Regions from separate parts of the Mus musculus genome. Here all the other regions are linked to region 2. Evidence: chromatin loops called from intact Hi-C (ENCODE). Cell type or tissue: heart. All regions are shown on one strand. Each heading gives the region's core, and the rest is flanking DNA. Links, peaks and the distances in the headings are about the cores only. Region 1 holds the start of Zfp938 (zinc finger protein 938). Region 2 holds the start of Gm4924. Region 3 overlaps Ankrd24 (ankyrin repeat domain 24).

Evidence for each region. Hi-C counts contacts between places; a loop is a spot of excess contacts. Peaks named below come from ENCODE experiments on the same cell type or tissue, not always from the same donor. Only the 100,000 strongest peaks of a DNase experiment are listed, where the experiment ranks them.
Region 1: a loop joins it to region 2, with 4 times the contacts of the local background. A loop is called at or near these places in 5 of 42 quality-filtered maps.
Region 3: it touches region 2 in a loop (8-fold over the local background); 2 of 42 quality-filtered maps call a loop at or near these places.

What each region holds. Positions count from the first base shown.
Region 1 is chr10:82,237,598-82,244,890 of GRCm38, reverse strand. It overlaps Zfp938 (zinc finger protein 938), which reads left to right and starts at 3,616. Exons shown (of 4, transcript NM_001105557.2): 1 at 3,616-3,720. The coding sequence starts at 3,718. In heart, for the core only: no CTCF peak of the experiment used is centred there; a DNase peak (open chromatin) is centred at 3,550; H3K4me3 peaks cover 1,412 bases; H3K27ac peaks cover 989 bases.
Region 2 is chr10:82,350,614-82,357,906 of GRCm38, reverse strand. It overlaps Gm4924, which reads right to left and starts at 3,382. Exons shown (of 4, transcript XM_017314182.1): 1 at 3,248-3,382. The coding sequence starts at 3,370. In heart, for the core only: no CTCF peak of the experiment used is centred there; DNase peaks (open chromatin) are centred at 3,376 and 3,656; H3K4me3 peaks cover 1,332 bases; H3K27ac peaks cover 1,161 bases.
Region 3 is chr10:81,640,275-81,647,567 of GRCm38, reverse strand. It overlaps Ankrd24 (ankyrin repeat domain 24), which reads right to left. Exons shown (of 20, transcript NM_001374016.1): 13 at 6,756-6,800; 14 at 6,578-6,676; 15 at 5,520-5,592; 16 at 5,149-5,267; 17 at 3,675-5,051; 18 at 1,135-1,263; 19 at 710-775; 20 at 1-468. The coding sequence ends at 391. Among named protein-coding and RNA genes, the nearest start is that of Gm10778, 5.1 kb to the left of the region's middle. In heart, for the core only: a CTCF peak has its summit at 3,577 (motif pointing left); DNase peaks (open chromatin) are centred at 3,817 and 4,997; H3K4me3 peaks cover 2,279 bases; H3K27ac peaks cover 1,919 bases.

The sequences.
Region 1 (7,293 bases), core at 1,032-6,031, 110 kb after region 2:
TGGCTTCATTTTTTTCATACACAGATCTTTTGTTCTCTTAACATAAAAGTCTACATTTTGTGAAAAAGGGATTAAAGCTGAGTTTGAAGCTCATTAGGTCCAGAGCTTCCTTAGAATTGTATCAAGCTCTTAAAGTAGCATACACTGAGTAAACAGCTGTAATCCTAGCACTAGAGAAGCTAAGCCAAGGGGACAGCAAATTATCTGCTAGCATGCAGTACAGCAAGAGAACTTGTCCTCATGAGAAACAAAATGCAACACAACACAACACACTACCAACCACCTAACCAAAACCATTTATTTGTTTGTGGACATCTTTGACTACATAGAGAGTTTGAAGTCAGCTTGAAATTCATGCATGACACCTTATTTCATAATAAATAAATAAATCAGTATGTTGAAATACTAGCTTGTACCAATGACACTGAAATGCTAGGCTCAATGTCCTTCTGAGTTCTCAAATATTATTATTCAGCTTCAAAACTAATATTGAAATGCTTTGTCATATAATATTTTGTAATATTTCATTGATTTGAATTACCAAAATTCCAAGTATATCTAAACAGTATTTCACTAGATAAAGAGATGCAGTTATACTACCTATAGCAATGTAAACAGATACAAGTAGATAGTAGTTTTTAGTAGGAGTGTTCTAATCTTCAATATCACATAAGGAACAGATCAACTGAGTTTATTTGGATGGTATCCATATTTCAGAATTGGGTGCCTTGAACTGAGATAAATGGTCACCAAACTGAATTGTAAGACAAGGATTGAGGAGAATTAGAACACATCTTTGATTTCAGCACTGAGGAAGAAAACTGAGGCGGGATCCTTGCCAACTTTGAAGGGATGGGTAGCTTTCCTTACATGAATGTAGATATATTTTAATGTTTAAATTATATTTATTTGTTTGCTAGCTTGTATGGGGAGGGTCATGTCCATGTCATGCTCCCCACGTGGGACCAGATAACAACTTGTAGGAGTTGGCTATCTCTTTCCATGATGTGTATATTAGGGTTCAAACAAAGTCAGAATCCCCAGCCATCAGGAATGTGAGGATTAAGATTCAGTCTGAGGACACCAAGCTCATCATCCTTTAACTACACATTTTCAGTTTTCTGATTCTATTGGGTTCCGCAGGCCCTTAGCGCCCTAATTATCCTAGTCATTCACCCCTATACATCCATGCTAAGTTCACTTCTGGTAGATTTTTCCCATGTCAATAACTAAGATCTGTCTTAATCATTTTACCTAGAATCTGACCTCACTTTTGATACTCTCCAATCAATTCTATAGGGCTATAGTTTTCCAAACACAAATCTAACCCTAGCATCATACAGACTTTAAGTTTAAATAGCTTCTCATGATAGGGTGCTTGCCTGCATGCCTTCCATCTGTCAAGATAGTGAGTACAGACATCTTGACACCACCATCACAGTTCAGGTTTCACTTATGGCCACTTTTGGTTAAGGACACCAGAGTGTCCAGTTCATGATGTAAATTATCTACTTTTCTTAGAATCTCAATTTTTATTTATATTTATAGGTATTTTTACTACATGTATGTGGTGGACCACATGCATGCAACGCCCTGAAGAAGCTACAAGAGAGTCTCTGGTCCTCTGAGATGGCAATTACAGATTGCATTGAGCTACAATGTGGTTTCAAGCCATTGATATTTGATCCCCTGAAAGAACAGCCAGTGTTCTAAACCCAATGATCTTATCTCTCCTGCCCTTTATTTAGTTATCTAATATTGTATTTTTATTCCCAGGAGCCACTTTGTAGTCAAAGTTAGGAGAAAAGGTTTCATTGTAGGCTGGTTTGAAGTCTTACTTCTACCTGGACTGGACAGCAGTCAAAAGCACTAGTTGTTTTTTTCCCAAAGGATTAAGATTCAATTCCCAGAACATACATGGTGGCTATCAAATGCTTATACTTCCAGGGAATCCAACAAGCCTCTTCTAATCTCGAAGGACACTTCACAGATGTTGAGGACAGGTATAAACGTAGGAAAGCAGCCATATATGTACAATGATGTCTTAAAAAACACTTCCTTCTACCGCTTTCTGTTCCGAGATGTCAAAGGAACAGATCTAGATGCACAGCAGTGATGGAGAGAGGAGCAATGTAAACTTCACCTGCTAGGCAAGATATGTCCCTGAGTGGCTTACCTGAATAACCCTCAGGAAGTGGTGGCCTGCACTGAATTTTAAAAGTCCAGAATACGGAGGTTGTAAGACAGCATGATAATGATGCTTGGTGGTGAAATCCACCACCAAGAGTAAGGTCTGTCAGATGGAAGGCATGCAGGCAAGGGCCTTGTGGCCTGTACCATGCACACACACACACACACACACACACACACACACACACACCAGAGTAGGGGGTTTTTCATGTGTGGTTGTCATTTACCCAGAACCTGTGTGGTCATCCCAGTAGCATAAGCAAGTGTCATAGGTACAGAACAGCAATGTTGTGGACACATACATGACATCTAGCACCTTAGTCCCAATGGGAGTCACTGCCCAGATGTGTGATGACCAGCCTTCTAGGTCCCAGATCCTTATAGGTAAGAAGAGCACACAGTAAATAATTCCAGTCTCCAGTCTGGATTCTGTGTAAGCACAGCCTGAGCAGGCCTGAGGCAAAGTCTGTACAGAAAGACAGACCTTGACACATCCTGCAAAGGGTGTTACTGGACAGGTCCTCTTTTCATGATTCTTACTCCTTTCATCACAAATGTCTTTGCTTTCTGTCTTCCTTGATTTTCTTTTCTTTGCCAACTCAGAGTAGAGTTAGTTGCTTAATGTAAAAGAAATGCCTTGGAGATAATGTACAAATAATCTGCCTGAGCAGTACATCTTAACAAACTCGGTTAACATGAGCCATTGTGTTATGCAAGACATGCTAATCTCAAACTGTCTATATCTATCATCTGACCCTGGTCACCTCCTGTTTGGGAAGCCTAATTGTTTGCATTTGGTGCCATAAATCAAGTTTCTTGCATTTTATTTGTTTGCTTGTTTTGGTTTTTCCTGACTGTTCTGAAACTCACTCTGTAGACCAGACGTAAATGTTTTTATATCCAGCTTTCACCTCCCAAATGCTGACATGATAGGCCAGTGTCACCACAAAAGGCTGGGAAAGTTAATCTTTTGGCTACTAATGTGCAGTGGAGAGAAATGTGAGCAACATTACTGTAATTGCTAATGCCTGAATGGTGCGTATCAATTAGGTAGTTTAAGTTCGACTTGGACGGGCTGGGCGCCCATATAGCTGTGAAGCAGTGGGTTCACCCCCTGTACATTGTTTAATGGTCATTGCAAGCTAGAGACCCTCTCCTGTGCCTACTCGAAGGAAGAGTGTCTACTGAGTGTAGGAAAAATGTGGGGACAACTTTGCAGTTCAGGCTCAAGTTCTACTGCAGTGCCAAACTCCTCAGGTCTGGGGCAGTTCTGTGCCTGAGGTGGAAGCCAGGGCTGGAAACATCAGTGCAATCTGTCACTGTGGGAGCTGTTCCTGTCACTCAAGCCTCACTAGCCAATCAGGGACTCCAGATGGACCGAGCAGTTAGAATGGGGAGAGCACTTCCGGTCCGCCATACTGCAGTCTTGGCTGAGGCTCTGTGGAAGTCGGCTGTGATTCCGTGTGCTTTGATGTGATCTGTTGCCGGGAGCTGGGAGGAGAGTTGTGCGAGTTTGCAGCCTGCGCCATGGTGAGCTGGATCGCTGTCCAAATGCGGGGCGGATCCGCGGGGCCCCTGTGGTGTTTGTCCAGGGGCTGCGGGGAATCAGCGTCAGGTGTTTCTCTGTTTGTTCACTTGAGTTCCCTGCACCTCCCTGAATGACCTCCTTGAGTTCCACCCCCTGCTCCGACTATGGGGAGCTCGGAGCCCTTGTGGGAAAACATCCCTGATGCTGACGTCACCATGCAGTGAGCGCCTCACTTGCTTTTACCGTCTCCAGGAAAGGCAGATTTTCTGACAGGCAGAGCTCTAGTTTCTCTGTGCCCTCTAAAGTTCTGCACCAGGCACGTGACATTCGGGTGTAGCATCCATCGCAGTTAACTGTGCGCAGTGTAAGGTCTGTGTCATTAACACATTCGCATGTGGATGCCACGGTGGTCCAGTCACGTGTGTTAGTAAGGCCAGACTCACTGTGTTCCCCTGCCTAAGTTGTCAAAATTGACACAATTTTAATGGTGTGGGTTTTTTCCTTCTCATATTTTGTCGATCTTTCTATTCTTCCCCAGGAAGTTGTTTTTTATTAGATTGTTTGCTTGGTTTGGTTGGTTGCTTGTGTATGGGGGTTTTGTTTGTGTTTTGTTTTGTTTTGTTTTGAAGCAGGATTTCTCTGTGTAGACTAGGCTGGCCTGGAACTCACAGAAGTACAAATGTGCCTCTCCTTCCCAAGGGCTGGGATTAAAGGTGTGGGCCACCACTGCTTAGCTACAATATAGCCCTTATTGCAGTTGTATTTGACAATTGAAGTCAGAGAATGTCACTGTGTGTACTGTATATATTCAATCTTTTGTTAACCAATTTTCATTCATGAGTACTGAATACTGTTTCTCATCTGCTTTCTGTTGTTGATAGCTTAAATTGTTAGACTTTTCATTGGGTCTATGGATCCATAGCTTAAAATCCATATGATAGTGATATAAGAGCCAAGATGGCAGGAAACCACATAATTACTTTCTAGTCAAGGTTTAGCTCAGCTCCCTGCTAAGGCAAGTCCATCCCAGTATACCCCTGAGCCTTTTTCATGAGGAGCTTTTAAGCACAAAAAACCATGTTGACAACATGAGTAAGGTAGTACATGTAGAGACTATCCCATAACTTTGGACTTTGATGGACTAGGCCTTTGTGTTTTTTTGTTGGCAGATGGTACTGTCTCTGTGTTGAAGTTACAGCTTGAATGGTACTGTCATCATAGAGTCAGGGCCCTTGTTACATTCCCCACTGGTCTTAGTGAATGTGTCAAATCATGATTTCATCCTATTTTAGTTTAAGATGTAGGACCCCACTGTTAATCCAATCAGAATGAAAATTAAAGGCTCAGTCAGTGCCAAAAGCAGAGTAGTTAGCCAGAGGACCAAGAAAATGGAGACAAGTATCAATTTTATCCCTAACCATGGCAGTAATTCTTAAATTAGTTCTGGTTAAATAGCATAGAAACAATAGGGGTTTTTCCCCAAAGCCAGACATAATTTCTTTTCTGTCAGAAGAAGTAAGTTGAAGCCTTTTCAATTTTGTAGGATCATTTCTGTAAGGGACTCTAACTGTTGTTTTAATAGAAACATTTTAATAGCATTAGCTCTTGATCAACCTGTGTACTTAGTTTGTAAAGGATCAAAAGAGATATATTTAGTCAAGCCATTAGTATATGCCCACAAAGTAGTTTAGAAGGCTCAGCAATACTGTTGGATATCCAGATGAATTAACTTACAAAGCAGAACACTAATAATATGGGTTGTTACTGTGAGTTTTGTTAGTCAGTGGGCTGAAAGCCTAGTATGCTCCTATACATATGTAGTACAGAGAGGCCATGTGTCTAAGGAAAAGCAGCAATCTTGGCTGAATTCTGCCTGGGAATGTTTAACTCCATCCCCAGAGTCCCTCCCTGTGGAATAGAGCCTGATTCTCTGGGTTTTTCCTGTTTGCCCAAGGCCAGAATCCTTTTAAGGGAATTTTTCTGGAATCCACAGTCTTAGAAACACTATTTCTGTAATGGAAACTTTCTTCTTTCTGGCAACCAGGGGCCTCAGCTGCAGGGCATGTGTAGAACTGTAAAGTCTGTATTTCTATCTGTATAGGTAAACCCCATCTTTCCTTTCTGTAATACAACCTGACATTTAAACTGGACATCAGTGAGCAAAGGTCAACATGAATATGGGTTCCTGGTTTGTAGTTACATTAGCTAATATCTCCCCTGTATATGTTTTTCTTAGTTTCCAGACCCAGGCCTGAGTCCAGTGGGGGTTGTACCATGACCCTTTATTCATACCATATAAGACTCAGGTGGAGGTAGAGAGGAAAGGAGTGGAAGGACCTGGAAAACCAATGAAACATTAATTTGAATTGGTCCATAGTCCAGATATAGATATTTGGCAGTATTTATGGCATTTACTTTTTGATCTGGCTATAGTGGATCGATCCATGGTGTAATGCCAGCCACCTTCACTTCCACAGAGTGAACACCTTTTAGGGTTCTTCCAGGCTGAACTGTCCCTTCAGATACTCACAAACAGTATTATTAGACTAGAACAAGGGCATACTGGTGGTGGACTTGAAGGTTGGCTGGTTCTCTCAAGACTGCACTTAGTCACTTGAAAAAGGAATGGTTGGAGAATTCTGCCAAATGTAGTCTCTAAGCCTGTCAAAGAGCACAGTGCAGTATACCTTCCCCCATATGGGGTGAAGCTGGCCAAAGAAAAGCAAAGGAGGGAGCCATAGACATTTTTTTGGTTGATTCTAATGAGAATTTATTTAAAAGGTTTTTTGTTTGTTGTTGTTGTTGTTTTTATTTTTTTAATGTCCTGTTTATTCTTTTCACTTGGCCAGAAACTCAGGTCTGTATGCATAATGAAGTTTGCTATATATGTCTAAAGCTTTAGATATTTTTTAAAATTTGAAATATTATTTGTTTACATTTCAAATGTTATCCCCTTTCAGTTTCCCCTCCGCAAACCCCCATCCCACCCTGCCTTACCCTGCTTCTATGAGGGTGCTCACCCACCCACCGACTCCTGCCTCACCACGCTAGCATTCCTCTACACTGGGGCATCAAGCCTTCACAGGACCAAAAGCCTCCCCTCCTATTGATGCCAGATAAATCAGTCTTTCCCCTAACTCCTCCATTGGGGTCCCTGTGCTCAGCCTGGCATCCGCATCTGTATTGGTCAGGACCTGGCAGAGCCTCTCAGGTGACAGCTATATCAGGCTCCTGTCAGCAAACACTTCTTGACATCAGCAATAGTGTCTGGGTTTGACATCTGCATGTGGGATCAATCCCCAGGTGGGGCAGTCTCTGGATGGCCTTTCCTTCAGTCTTTGTTCCACTCTTTGTCCTTGTACTTTCTTTAGACAGGAGCAATTCTGGGCTAAAATTTTGGAGATAGATGGGTGGCCCCATCCCTCAACCGGAAGGGGGGAAGGGAGGAAGGGGTGCATGTCTAACCTCTGGATATGGTCTTGACAGGTTCTCCCTCCCTTTTGTGGGGTGTTTCAGCAAATGTCATCCCTGTGGGGTCCTTGGAGGCTCTTGCTTTCCTGGCATCTGGGACTTTG
Region 2 (7,293 bases), core at 1,258-6,257:
AAGAAGAAATGCACAACTCAAACCCACAGGTTGATGGAGGAAACCACAGCAAAAGACCATTCTCACAAAAACAACTGGCAGGACTGTCGGTAACTAACCTCCACCGAGCAACCCATGTGGGATCCTGCACAGACCAAGGTATGTTATACTGGACAGCCTGGCACGGGATGTCTCAGCCAGATGCCAGGTTTGTGCTCAAATGAATCAAAATCAAAGAGCCCTTACCCAGAAAAGGGTCCAAATGAGGGAACAAATCCCAAAGAGCCCTGGGAAAACTGACTTAACCAAGTTCTGGACTGACCGGGGAGGATAAAAGTACTTGCTAGTTTTTATACATACCTTTTCCAGGTGGGTAAAAATGTCCCCCACCTGCACTAAAACTACTCACATAGCACCTTAAAAAACTCTCCCAGGAACTGGTCCCCTGATTTGGCCTCCCCCAGAAATGGGATCCAGCAATGACCCGGCCAAAATCTCTCAACTAATAGCTAAAGCTTTAGACACAGATTGAAACTTCATTCTGCATATAGACCTCAGTGTTCTGGCCAGGTAAAAAGAATAAACAGGACACTAAAAACCAAAAAAACAAAACAAAACAAAAAAACAAAACGAAAAACCTGTAACAAAACTCTCATTAGAGTCTACCAAAGAATGGACAGGCCTCCTTCCTTTGCTTTAGTCAGCTGCACCCCGTGTAGTGGGGGATGTACTCCACTATGAGATTTTGTTCATAAACCATTCTACATTCTTTTACACGCTCAGAGACTGCAGGTGGCAGAACTCTCCCAACCGTTCTTTCTCAATCACTGCAGGCACTCCAGTCCTCCATAAAGACTACTGGACTACCTGAGAGAAACAGCCGACCTCCGTATCCACCAGCAGTTTGCCCTTGTTGCAGTCCAATGATACTGAGTCAAGTGAACAGCCAAAGGGACACTGGAACTAACCTGGGTGAACCCTAAGAGGTGGCCGTGAAGGTAGCTGGTATTACATCATGGATCCACCACACCCAGACCAAAATCTGGATGCCACAACTGCTGCCAAATGACTGTCTCTTGAGTGTGGACCCATTAAAATTAAAGTTTCATCTGTTCTCCATTCCCTTCCTCTCCTTGCCCCTCCACCTTTACCCAAGTCTTATGTTTGATACGAATATAAGAGTCATGGTCCAACCCCAACTCAGGTCCAACCCCTTAGGCTTAGTTCCCCAACCTGGGAACTAAGACAGATACAGGGAAGGTATTACCTAATGTACCTACAGACCAGCAACTAATATTCATTTTGACCTTTGCTCGCTGATGCCCACTTTAAATGCATAGTTGTATTATAGAAAGGAAAGATATGGAGGTTTGTCTTTTGACATAGGGACATAAGAGTTTATAATTCTATGCATGCCCTGCAGCTGAGCCCCCTAGTTGCCAAAAAGAAGGGAGTTTCCATTAAAAGGGGGAGGGAGAGGTTCTAAAACTGGGGCTTTCAGAAAACTTCCTTTAAAGAGATTCTGGCCCTGGGGAAATAGGAAAAAGTGTAGAGCGGGATTCTATGCCACAGGAAGGATCCCCTGGGACAGAGTTAAACATTTGCAGGCAGCATTCAGTCAAGACTGTTGGTTATGCTCACACACCGGATCCCTGTCACACTACATGTGGATAGGAACTAGCCAGACTAACAGCTCATTGGCTGACAAAATTCAATGGTGACTAGGGCCAGCCCATATTAATGTTCTACTCTATAGATGAATTCATCTGGATAACGATCATACCGAGCTCCGAGAGTACTTTGTGGGCATGTACTAATGGATTGACTAGATGTGCCTCTTCTGACGCTTTCCAAACTAAGTATAAGATCAGGACCAAATGGTATTAAAAGTTTGCTTCTCAATTAAAACAAGTTAGATTCCCTTATAAAAATGAACCTACAAAATTGAGAAGATTTACTTCTCACAAGATAATAGAAAATATGTCTTGCTTTGGGGAAAAAAAAAAAGCCTGTTGTTTCTTTGCTAATTGATCAGGAGTAATTTAAAATACCTTCCCATGTTTAGGGAAACAATTGATACTAGTCTCTGTACTCTTGGTCCCCTAGCTAACTAACCTGCTTTCAGCACTGACTGAAAATTTTCAGTCTGATTGGATTAACAGTGGGGCCCTGCATCTTAAACTAAAATTGAATGAATCCATTATTTGACTCATTCACTAAGGCCAGTGGGGAATGTAACACACAGCCCCAGACCTTAGCACAACTGATTCCATGATGGCAGTATCATTCAGGCTGTAAACTCAGTATGGACAGCGCCACCTACCACCATAAAAGCAAAGGCCTAATCCATCGATGTCCGTAGTTACAGGATGTCTTCATTAACTAACCTGGTTCATGGCTTCTCTAGTTCCACTTCTGACTGACTGTTCTTCTTAACTGAAGTTTGTCAATCCAGAACATGGTTTTTGTGCTTAAAAGCTCCTTTTGCAAAAGGCTCAGGGATAAACTGGGATGGGCGCACCTTAACTGGGAGCTGAACTAACTTTGAGTAGAAAGCTACCATGTGGTGTCCTGCCATCTTGGATAGTATGTCTCTATCATGTTACAACAATACAGAATTTGAGCTACAGAGGCAGCAAAAGTCCAATAAAAAGCCTAACAATTTATGCTCCAACAACAAAAAACTGATGAGAAAAGGTAATCGTGAGTGAAAGATGATCAAGGCAAGAATGAATATTAAATACTGTAACATCCTCTGACTTAAATTTTTGAATACAACTATGCAGTAGTGGTCCATACCTTTAATCCTAACCCTAGGGAAGGAAAGGCAAGTGGATTTCTGTGAGTTCCAGGCCATCCTAGTCCACACTGAGAAATTCTTGTTTCAAAAAAAGCAAAGCAAATCAATCAACCCACAACAATAACACACACACAAACCTACCAAACAAACAAACAAACAAACAAAAGATGTCTGGGAAAGAATAAAGAGACAGAACATGAGAATAAACTAAGGGGGGAAAAAAACAAACTACACAATTAACACATAATCAATGTTGACACATGAAACCAGGAAACCCAGTGTGTCTGGCCTTACTAAAACACGTGACTGGACTACTGTGAACCATCTACATGAATGTGTTAATAGCACAGACTTTACACCGGCGCAGAGTTAACTGCAGACAGATCCTACACCCGAATGTCAAGTGCCAAGTGCAGAACTTCTAGAAGATGCTAGATGAACTAGGGCTCTGCCTGTTAGCAAATCTACCTTCCCTTGCAATAATAAAAGCAGCAGAGGCACTGGCTGCACGGTGACGTCAACAAGGATGTTTTCACACAAAGGCGCCGTTCCCCATTCTTTGCGCAGGCGCAGGCAGCTGATCGAAGTCATTCAGGGATCTGCTCTTGCCTGGGAGGTGCAGGGACCCCACGGAACTCACGGGACCTCACGGGGGCACCGACTCGCTGCCGGTTCGCGAACCCCGGAACGAACGCCATGCGGGCTCCCGCGACTCCTCCCCGTATGGGGATGGCGGCCCCTCTCACCATGGCGCAGATTCCGAGCTCTCCCCACTCTCTTTTCAGCTCCCGCCAGTGGGTAGCAGTGTACCACGCAATACCAGGAGCCCCTTTCTCAGCACTGTATCCTAGCCTCCAGCATGGCAGACCGGAAGTGCCCTCCCCATTCTAAGTGACGGTCCTTCTGGAGGTCCTGATTGGATGGTGAGAGCTGAGTGACAGGAGCAGCTACCTTAGCGACACAATTCTCTTAAGTCTAACAGCCCAGTGGTTCACATGACCCCATCACAAGGATCATCTATGAAAGCCCTTTCTAAACTGACCTTCTAGATGGAGCTGGAGAGATGGCCCAGCAATTTAGAGCACTGGCTGCTCTCTCAAAGAACCCAGGTTTGATTTCCACACCCACAGAGATTCTCACGGCCATTTTTAACTCCAATGCCAGGTGATCTGATGTCCTTTTCTGGTCTCCAAAGACACCAAATGCACAGGTGGTGCACAGACATACATGCAGGTAAAACACCCTTATTGACAAAATGAATAATAATTTTCAAAAATCATAGCCACATTAAAAAAAAGAAAGGAGGGAAAGAAGAAGGGAAGAAAGGAGGAAAGGAAAGAAGGAAGGAGGGAAGGAGAGGGGGAGGGAGGGAGGGAGGGGGGAGGGAGGAAAGTATGTGATGTGCTCCAGCTTCCATCTTAAGCACAGAGTTTTCCCAGACCTGCAGAGACTTGCATTGCAGTAGAACTTGTCCCTTGCATTTTTTCCTGCACTCAGTAGGCACTTCTCCTTGTAGGCATAGGATCTCTAGGATACAATACAAGGATTATTAAACAATGTGCAGTGGAGTGATCCACATGCCTCACAGCTAAGGATGCCTAGCCCACCTAGATCAAATTTAATATCGGATATAAAATTTGCTATTCATCAGGCATCAGCAACTTCACTAAGGCACACCTAGGATTGATCACACCTCTCTCCCCTGCATATTGGTAGCCAAGACATTATTAACGTTTCCCCAGCTTTCTGTTGTAACAGAGGCTTATCATGCCAGCATTTGGGAGGTGAAAACAAGACATCAAAAGTTTAAACCCAATCTACGGAGAGTCTCAGGACAGTCAAAGAAACACACACACACACACACACACACACACAAAAGCAGCTTGGTCTATGACACCAAATACCAACAATTAGCCACTCCTGCCCCCAAAATGGAGTGACCAGTGTAAGGACCTGGGGTGAGAAGACAGGGATAGAAGGGTTAAGCTCAATATGTCTAGCATAACCTGATGGCTCATGTTAAGCACATTTATTAACATATACAGCTCTGATAAACTATTTATACATGAAGAACTAGACAGCAGAAAATTTAATTTAGCAATGTTGGCCTCCCTTCCAAGATGACCGTGCCAGGGTCCTTATCTTCACGTTCCAGCACACTAAGCATCTCACAACTTCAAAGCATAAGCTTATGTTTATTTACACCATTTTACTTGTGAACATGATGATAGCTATGACGATCGCCACCAAAAAAAACTTTATATTGACCCTTGCTCTTTTTGAGAATACAGTGAGTGGAATGCTCAAAGTTTTCAGCTGGTCTTTAACACTACAGGGTAAACCAAGGCAGGCAGTGAGGTTGCTGTTGGCAATTGGGATTAGTACTGAGAACAGCTGACAGCTTAGCACCAAGGGCTGACAGGGTTCTGGTCACTATCTGGACTGATGCTGGCTGCTGCCTATGGCAGGCAGAGATTAGAGAAATTACTCAGCTGACTTTCTCTGAGAGAGCAAAGCTTGAGTCACTGCAGCTGGCACACCCTGTGGCCGGCAAATTACTCTGAACTCTTTTAACTAATTAGGGACCAGTAGAAAGTAAAGAGAGAGAAAGTCATACACACACACACACACACACACACACACACACACACACACTGAGTGGATGTAGCAAAAGTCAGACTCCAATAACTTTCATACATATAAATACATGCATATAGACATACAGACAGACAGACATAGTCACCCAATGAATGGATGAAGCAAAGCTCCAGCAAGCAGGCTCCAAGCATTTCACACAAATATACACATATACATACAGTTGGTGGATGGAGCAAGTTCCAACACACACCCACACAAGTTTTACACATATACATACTGTTGGGGTGCAGGAATTGCCTCACAAACCACACAGACACTAATTTCAGTCAGACCAGGACAGGTCTTTTTTTTTTTTCTTGGTTTTTTTTCGAGACAGGGTCTCTCTGTGCAGCCCAGGCTGTCTTGGAACTCACTCTGTAGACGAGGTTGGCCTCGAACTCAGAAACCCGCAGCCTCTGCCTCCCGAGTGCTGGGATTAGAGGCGTGGCCACCTCGCCCGGCTCAGGACAGGTGACTGAGAATGTGCTCCAGGGCCATGGTCCAGATTTGGGGGCTGAACAATGACCCTGAGTTAAGATCCTACAGGGTGTTCAAGCCCAAAATCTACAAATATTTATGCCAAGTTATTTCACCAATCAGAATTTAGGGATAAGAGAGTTCCTTAGCAACTTGTCTTTGTTGTGTATCTATCCTGCTCCCATTGGTTGGGATATTCAACTGTAGTGGGGGAATTGCCTTATCTAATATTCATGTGTTAACTTGTCTACCAGGATGGGACTTGTCTAACACTTATGTCTTAACTTGCAAACCAGGGGCAGTTTATAAAGGCAAACACAAGAAAAGCTTATACACAATTGCAAGAAGTGCTTCTGGGTGATCGTGCCGGCTCCAAGCTTATTGTGGGTAACTCTACAAAACAGTTGTATTGACTTTTAATGTGATTGGTTTCCAAGGGCAAAAATATAACAAAATATGGAATCAATCTTGGCAGCAAAAAGTTTCCTAGTAACATAAGAAACACATGAGAAAGTTTCCTTATAATGATAGGCTACCCAGGTAACAGCTGCCTAGGTCTTGACATTTTACCCAGGCTTTAACACATACATATACATTTGATGGATGGACAAAGTTCCAACAAGTTTATTGTTTCTCTCATAGCTTATATATACCAGCAAATTTTTTCAAGCAGTATAAAGTGACAATGTAATCGCATTCTATTTTCCTTCTAGTGAGTAGTGACTATTAAAAAAAAACCAATATGTTCCCTAATACCTGTAAAAGATATAACATCATATAATACAAGTAAAGAAAACAAATTATTCCCAAGAACCCACGTACATTCTTAACTAAGCAGCATGTTATAGATTAACAAAATGTGGGCAAGCAAGGGAGCTTTCTCAGCAAGTTTCTCAGATTGACAGGCAGCAATTTGTGGTTACAAAGAAAAGATTCATTATTTTATTATTTATCTTTAAAAGTAATCTTATAAGAATCTCAAAAGAATGACGAATCTAAACTTTTATATAAAAAGTCAGTCATCGCTACTTTAAATCGTCAGAATACACATCTACTCATCAGCAATTTTGATTAAACCATATCAGGAAGCTGAGGGCAAAAGTGGGCATAGGAAATCCATTATCACCAGTTCAGCCTCAGTGAGAGTCAAGTCAGCCAGTGCTGTTAATGTTGTTGTTCCCTAACCTTAAAAATTCCCTTCCTTAAGTAATAAGTATGTGCCTTTCTGAGTCTCAAATTGCTCCCTAAGATTTTCTACAGTCACAAAGTTTTACCAGTAGCAAAAAACATCTTAATCTAGCTTCACTAGCAATTATACTTTTCAAAATATTTTCTAGGGGTAGTACTCATTGTCGACAACCTACATCTCTAAGTTCTTTCCTGGGGTGGTGATTGAATCA
Region 3 (7,293 bases), core at 1,169-6,168, 710 kb after region 2:
GTGTTATGGAACCAGAAGATCAAACTGTGTCCTGAGTCCCCTGCCCCATAGCTGCCCTTACCCAGTGTGTCACACTGGGTATTCCTGCCCCACCCCACCCCCCGCCCTTTTACACACACACATACACACACCAAGCTTGTCCTCCTGAGTGGGGGTTGTGATGTAGGTGGCATATCAGGGTTCCCAATATATCAAATGGGGAGTGCTGGGAATCAGAGGAACAGACTATAGGGAGTGTGGGGTGGTCAGCTGGCCACCATCGATAAGGCCCCAGGCTGGTCTCCCATTGAGTGTTGAATCTTGTTCATCCCCTGGGAGCTGGGGAAGATGGTGTCTGTGGCTTCTGCTTGTAGAGGTGAAGGATGGAGACTGAACAGTTGAGCTGTGTCCTCAGCGACCCTGAGCCTGAAGCCGCTGCATCTGCAGAATCTGGCTCAAAATGCACTGTACATCCTCATCCATCTGTCCCTGGTGAGGTGGGAGATGACAGAGGCAGAGTCACACCCTGATGCTTCTGGTAGATGCTACCCTTTCCCTTGCAAATCTGTCTATTCAAACCCAGGGTATCAATGCCCCCAAGAAATAAGTCAGTGCACAGGGATGTTCCCAGAAACCATGAGGCTGGCTCTGAACAGAAGGAGAAACCGAGGCCCAGGTAGTGTCAGGGGATCAATAAAGCTGGACTGGAGTCAGGAGGCAGAGGACTCACCTGAATGGCATACAGGAGATGGGTGCGGTATAAAGCCACCACAGCGCCATGCTCCCGGGCCTCCTCCTGTGGACACACGGGAGATGGGGATATCAGAGGTACAAGGTCATCCTTGTGTACATTGTGAATTTGAGGTCAGCCTGGTCTACCTGAGACCCTGCCACAAAAGAGAGGTGGAGAAGGAGGAAGGGAACAGGAGGGAAGGGAAGGAGAGAAGGGGGCTTGGAATGGAAAGGGAGGGAAGCCCATCTAGAGGGAGACACGCCCACAGAGTCAAAACCCCATGTCCAGTGGCTGCTAGTGACTGCCTCGGGAAGTGTCTGAGGTCCCCTGCCCAGCCTGTACCCTGCCAGCCACCCCCACCTCTACCCCGATTGCTCTGTCTATGGCTCCCATCACCCCTGCCCCATATACAGAGCCAGTACCTGTATCTGCTGCTGCAGGGCTGTCACCTGGCCGCGCAGAGCCTCCTCCTCCTTGGAGCTGGCTGGGGTGGACTGCTGCACCTTCAGAGCCTCCTTCAGTGTAAAGACTTCTTTGGACAGGTCTGTGATCTGGCAAAAGGGAGGGGACCCTGTGAGTGAACATGCCGAGCCAGGCAGGGACCAGGAACCTCTGGCACCTTTCCTGGGCAGCCTGGCACAGGGTCACTGATTCGAGCCAGGAGCTGAGCTGACTCAGCCTCTGACCACACTGGTGCTTGCCAGAACACAGTCCAGGAATCCCCTCATTTGAGGAGAATTCCGAATGCTGTGAGAACATTCCAAAAAACTCTGTATTTATACAGCCCAGGGCTTAAAATGTTCCTCATATTTTTAAATATCTGGAGAAAAAGAAATCCAAAGAAAGATCTATTTTGTGACCACTGAAGGGATTCCAAATCACATATGACACTTATTAATAAAGTTTTATTGTTACACAGCCATGTCTGTTCACAGCAAACAGGGACCAGACATTATGGAGCCTCCAGGTCAATAAATACAGTTTTTTGTTTTGGTTTGGTTCTTCATAGAAAACACCCTGCATCCCCTTATCTTAAGGCCTGTGTTGGCACACCTTGGAAAAAAAAACAGGGCCTGGGGCTGCCTGGCCAGACCCAGCAACCCATAAAGCCAACTTAGGATTTTTATCTCATTTTATGGGATGCCCAACATTGACCTGTGACTTCCACGCATGCACATGCACACAAGGGGCATACACAAAAAGATACAATTGGGGGCCAATGATACAGCTCAGGGGTAAAGACACGTGCTGCCAAGCCTGTCTCTCTACCTGAGTTTAATCCCTGGGACCCACATGCTTGCACAATATGGATTCAGGCAAGTTGTCCTCTGACCACACATGCATGCTCCAAGTCCAACATAAATAAATATGTGTCATTTTAAACATTTTTAAATATGTAAATGGGTTCAAATCCCAGCTTATGACCCATTTCGTGGCCATGTAACCTTGTCGGAGTGGTATCACCTCTCTGTGCATATTACTTCAAATGGGGATAATTAGAGAACACGTTACAGGCTGGATATCTGTTACCATGGTTACCATTGCATATCAACACCAAAAGTGAATCTGCTGAGACTTTCTTCCTTCTCTGGGACTCAGTTTCACATGTGAGAAATGGGCTAAATTCTCAAGCCCTTGCTGGCTGGGAGGTTCTTCAGTTTTGTGTAATCTCGGGTTAGTGGACACCAACAGTGAGCAAGGAGGGAACCCACCTTCTTGTCCTTCTCCTTGGCTTTGTCCAGGGCCTCCTGGGCACGGCTCTGGGCCTGGCGCGCCCTCTCGGCCTCTGTACGAAGCCCCCGGAGCTGCTGCTCGGCCGTGGCCAGCTGGGCCTCGGCTGCGTGCCTCTCGCTCTTCATAAACAATGCCTCACGCTGCACCTGTGGCCCAAGCCCATGCGTGACTCTCGGGACATTTAGACCCCAAAGTGGCTTGGATCCTTCGGCTCTTCCCACCCTTCCATGCTGAACTGATACCATTCCACCTCAAGGAAGGTTCTGATTCCCACCCGACCCTGGTAACATCCCGGTCCTGCCAAGAGCCACTGGCTACTGGCTGTTTGTCCCTGGACAGCTGGTTAGGCCTCTTTGTGCCCTGGTGGCCTCATTTGTGGTGCAAGCCTGTGACCCAGATACTCGGGAAGCTGAGGCAGGAGGATCAGGAGTTCCAAAGCTACACTGTGACTTCAAGGCCAAAGCAAGAACGAAAACTGTCTCACACACACACACAATCCCTTCTAAGGAAGTTTGTTCGCTTTTTTTGTTTTGTTTTGTTGAGACAGGGCCTCACTGTGAAGCTATGGGCACACAATATAGTTGGCAAAAACAAAATTTTCAACTCAGATGGGACTCAGTGGGTAGAGAGCTGGCCCAACATGCACCTCTGTGTAAACAGGTCCTACTGATGCTACACCTATCATCCCTCTAATTGGGAGGTAGACGCTAAAGGATCAGGCTTTCAAAATCAGCCTCAACCACACAAGTCTCTGCTATAAAAACAAAACAAAACACACACACACACACACACACACACACACACACACACACACACAGACCAGGGGGCTCGGGAATGGCTCAGGGTAAAGGTGCTTGCAGCTAAGCCTAATAGCCTTGGTTGGTGCTCAGGATCCACATGAGAAAGAGAGGACTGTGTCCCACAGGCTGCCATCTGACTTTCCCACCATGCCATGTGTGTGCACCACATAGAAAATAATAAATTAAAACTAAATAGAAATACTATGGGCTGGAGAAATAGCAAAGGGGGTTAGATCACTGCTCTTGCAGAAGACCAGGGTTCAGTTCCCAACACCCACGCGGTGGCTCATGTCTGTAACTCCAACATCCAGTAAATCGGACGCCCTCTTCTGGCCTCCGGAGTACTGCGTATATGTGATAGACATTCACGCAGACGCCCAGGCCCACGCGGAAATCCTCTGAAAGGACAGCCTGGCGCAGGCGCTCACCTGGAAGACCTCTGCGCTAGTCTTCTCGTGCCTGCGCGCCAGGTCCGCCAGCTGCGCCTGCAGCCGGGTCACGTGGTCGCGCAGGGCGCTCAGCGCGTGCTCGTGCTCGTCCGCAGGAACCGAGGCCCCGCGCATGCGCTCCAGCTCCTCGCGAGCGGCGTCCACGGTAGAGCTGAGTTCGGCGACCCGAGCCTCGGAGGCAGCTAGCGCTTGGCGCAACTCGGCGGCCTCTGTGCGTGCGCGCTCGCCGGTAGCCGTGGCCGTGGCCAGCAATTCCCGAAGCGCCTCTAGCTCGCGGCTCCGCCCCCGCGCCGCCTCCTCAGCCTCTGCAAAACGGCCCCGAGCAGCCTCTAACTCGGCCGCAGCCTCCCGCTCCCTTCTGCGTAGCGCCTCCTCCAGACCGCGGATCCGGGTCTCCAGCTCGGCCTGCAGCGCCGCCGCCGCCGCCCCCGGGTGCAGGATCGCAGCGCAAGGGTCCTCCGTGCCGCTGGTCTCGGCTTCCGTAGTCTCTGTCACAGTGGCCTGTGCCCCCGTGGGCTCCATAGCTGTGTCCTGCGCTCCGGTGCAGTCTGCCTCCGTGGCCTGCCAGCAATCGGCCTGCGCTCCTGTGGCCACCTGGGTGGTGTCCTTGACTCCTATAGCTTCTATCGCTGTGGTCTGCACTCCTGTGACCTTCACTCCTATGACCTCCGCCACTGTGGCCTGCACTCCAGTGGTCTTCACTGCCTTAGCCTCTAATCCTGTGGCCTGAATTCCTGTATCCCGCACTCCGATGGCCTCCATGTTTCTAATCACTGTACCTGTGAGCCCTGCCTGTGCCAACACATCCACCTCATCAGCTTTCATTCCTGGATTCTCTTTTCCTCCTGTATCTTCGGCAGCCACTGGCTCACTTTCGGCATTGTCACCTAGAGCTTTCACATTTAGGGCCTCAGCCATAGTAGCACTAGTGTCCATTTCCTTGGCTGCCAGTCTGTCTTTCCCCGTGGCCTCTGAACCTGCAGCCTCGGGTTCTATGGGTGCTGCTTCTGAAACCCCTGCTTCAGTATTCCAGACACCCTTGGAGCCTCCTGCTTGGAGTTCCATTCCATTTGCTTTGGTTTCTGCATATGTGGTGCCGTTGAGGTCTGGGACGCTGGGTCCATTCTGGATAGTGATTCCCTTATCCTTGATTTCCTGGTATGCTGTCTCTTCTCCTTCTTGAGCCCTGGGTGGCTCCCCCTCCTGCTGCTGCTGCTGCGAATGCATGGCCTCTGTGTATTGCCTCCGAAGCTGCTCAAGCTCTGCCCGTAAGGATTCATACAAGACCAGGGGGACGACCTCGGCCTGACTTTCTTCTGCCATCTGCGCCTCATCCTTTTCAAACTCCTCAAGGATCTGGGGGTGGGGAGGCAGGCAGGCTAAGAGGTGGGCTCACCATGTTCCCTGCCCACCCCGAGGTCTGCAGAGATGTCCACTGCCTCAGTTTCCCCACCTGGACCTTTTCCAGCAGCTCCTGGTTCTGCCTGGTGAGCTGAGCCACCTGCTCCTGTAGGGAAGCAACTATTTCCTCTGCTGATGGACTCTGGTTCTTTGGCATCAGTGCATCAGCTCCTGACAAGGTTGAGAACAGCACAGAGTCAGGCTGGGGACACATGCCATGAGGGACAGTCAGGAACTGCTCAGTGGGGAGGTGCATTGCCTCAGGCAGGTGGGGATCATAGTGTCTGTGCCCTTCTGGCATCATGTGCCTCCTCCATGGAAGGCCATGGTCGTGGTTTTGTGTCCACATGGCCATCCACCCCTCAGAATCCCGGGTAGGCAGCAGGGAGGGTGTGTGTGTGTGTGTGGAGGGGCAGATCTCACCTGGGAAGTCAGGCATCTCACCCTCCTCATCCTGCAGGGTAGCTACATCATAGCTTGTGTTTTCTCTCTCATTCTAGGAGTCCAGCACAAAGTAGACCTTCAGACCCTGCTCCTTACTGACAAGAGACTTTAGGTCCTCCCAAACTGACAATGTCCATATATCCACACAACAGCGGGATTGGGGGTCAGCTCCAAACTGGCTGTGTCTGTGTCTGCTGAGCACCCAAATGGCCCTTCCACCTTCTAGTGAGATGCAGGTATGGACCAGGGCCTTCACACATGCTAGGCAAGCACTCATCACTGAGGGATGTTCTGGCCAGAGTCTGGCTCTGGGCTTGAATCCCAGCACATCCCCAAATACATGCTCATCTCTGTGTATGTCTGTGCCATGGTGTGCTTGGAGGGACATTTTATCACACTTATTCTGTGTGTGCCTGCAGGATGTGCACACACGCCACAGTACAAGTCAGCAGTCAGAAGAATTGGTTCTCTCCTTCTGTCATGTGGGGAGTGGACTCAGGTCAGTAGGGTTGGCAGCAACCTCTTTATTGACTGGTCTATATCACCAACTCTAATTGCACACTCTGAGCAGTGTGTGGGTGTCTGTGTCTGTGTGAGGGCTGTGGCCTGTGTGTGACTGGTATATTTATATGTTTGGGGCACGTGTGATTGTGATGTGTGTGTCAGAGGGGCTAGAATCTTTGCATGGGTGCGTGTGTTTGCAGAAGTCTTGATAAGTGTGTGATTTTTATGGAAGTCATGTGTGGCTGGGACATTATGGATGCACCATGGTGCATAGGTGAAGTTCTGGCATGTCAGAGTTGGCCACACTCTACCACACTCCTCACCCATGCTGGGACCCCACCCCTTACCCCTCCCAACACTGGCAGGACACACTTTGATGAAAGCCTCTTTCCACATTCACTCCCTGCTTTTCCTTACATCTCTTTGGCCATTCCAAGCTCCACCCCACCCAGCCTCTTGCCCTGCCCCTAAGGCAACGCCCTAATCCCTAGGGACCTTCCTTCTGTGGCTCTGCACTCCCAAGCCCCACCCACCTCCAGCAGGGACAGACGGCTCTGCAGGCTCTCCACCTCCCGGCCCAGGCTCTCCTTCTCCTCCTGCTTCTCCGCCAGCATCTGTTGCAGCTCCTGCACCTACAGAGGCCTAGGTCAGCACTTGAGGACTTCAGGACACTGGACCCTCCCAAACACTGGCTGTGCCCTCCTCACCTACCTGTCTCTCCAGGCTGTGCACTGAGCTGGCCTCCGCCTCCAGGGGCTGCAGGTAGAAGTGGTTGGGACTGGACAGCCACCTACCACCTAGTGTCTGGTAGCCATGGCTTTTTTCCATGTACACTGAGCACCTACTATGTGCCACTCTGACCGATCCTTCACACTGTCAGACCCCATTCTGTTCTTTCACCCAGGGCGCTTAGGTACATTGCCTGCTGTGTAGCAGATCCTGTGCAGGGCCATTCATTCATTCATGCATGCATGCGTTCACTCATTCCTCACCGTGGGCCACTCCTCATCCAGTATTCATCCACTCTGAGCTCAGCACTTTCACCTGAGCCTGCCCTTATGGGCAAGCCTGCCCTCACGAGCATGCCTTTGAGTGGTAGAGTGCTCTGGTGAAATGAAAGAAGCATACAATTTCAAATATGGTGGCAGGGGAGATGTTGGAGAAAGGGAGCCTTGGGGACAGCTGGAGAGACAGCAATTCTGTACTGCAGACACCATGGGCAAAGGCCCTAGGGCTGAACAGAGCCTGC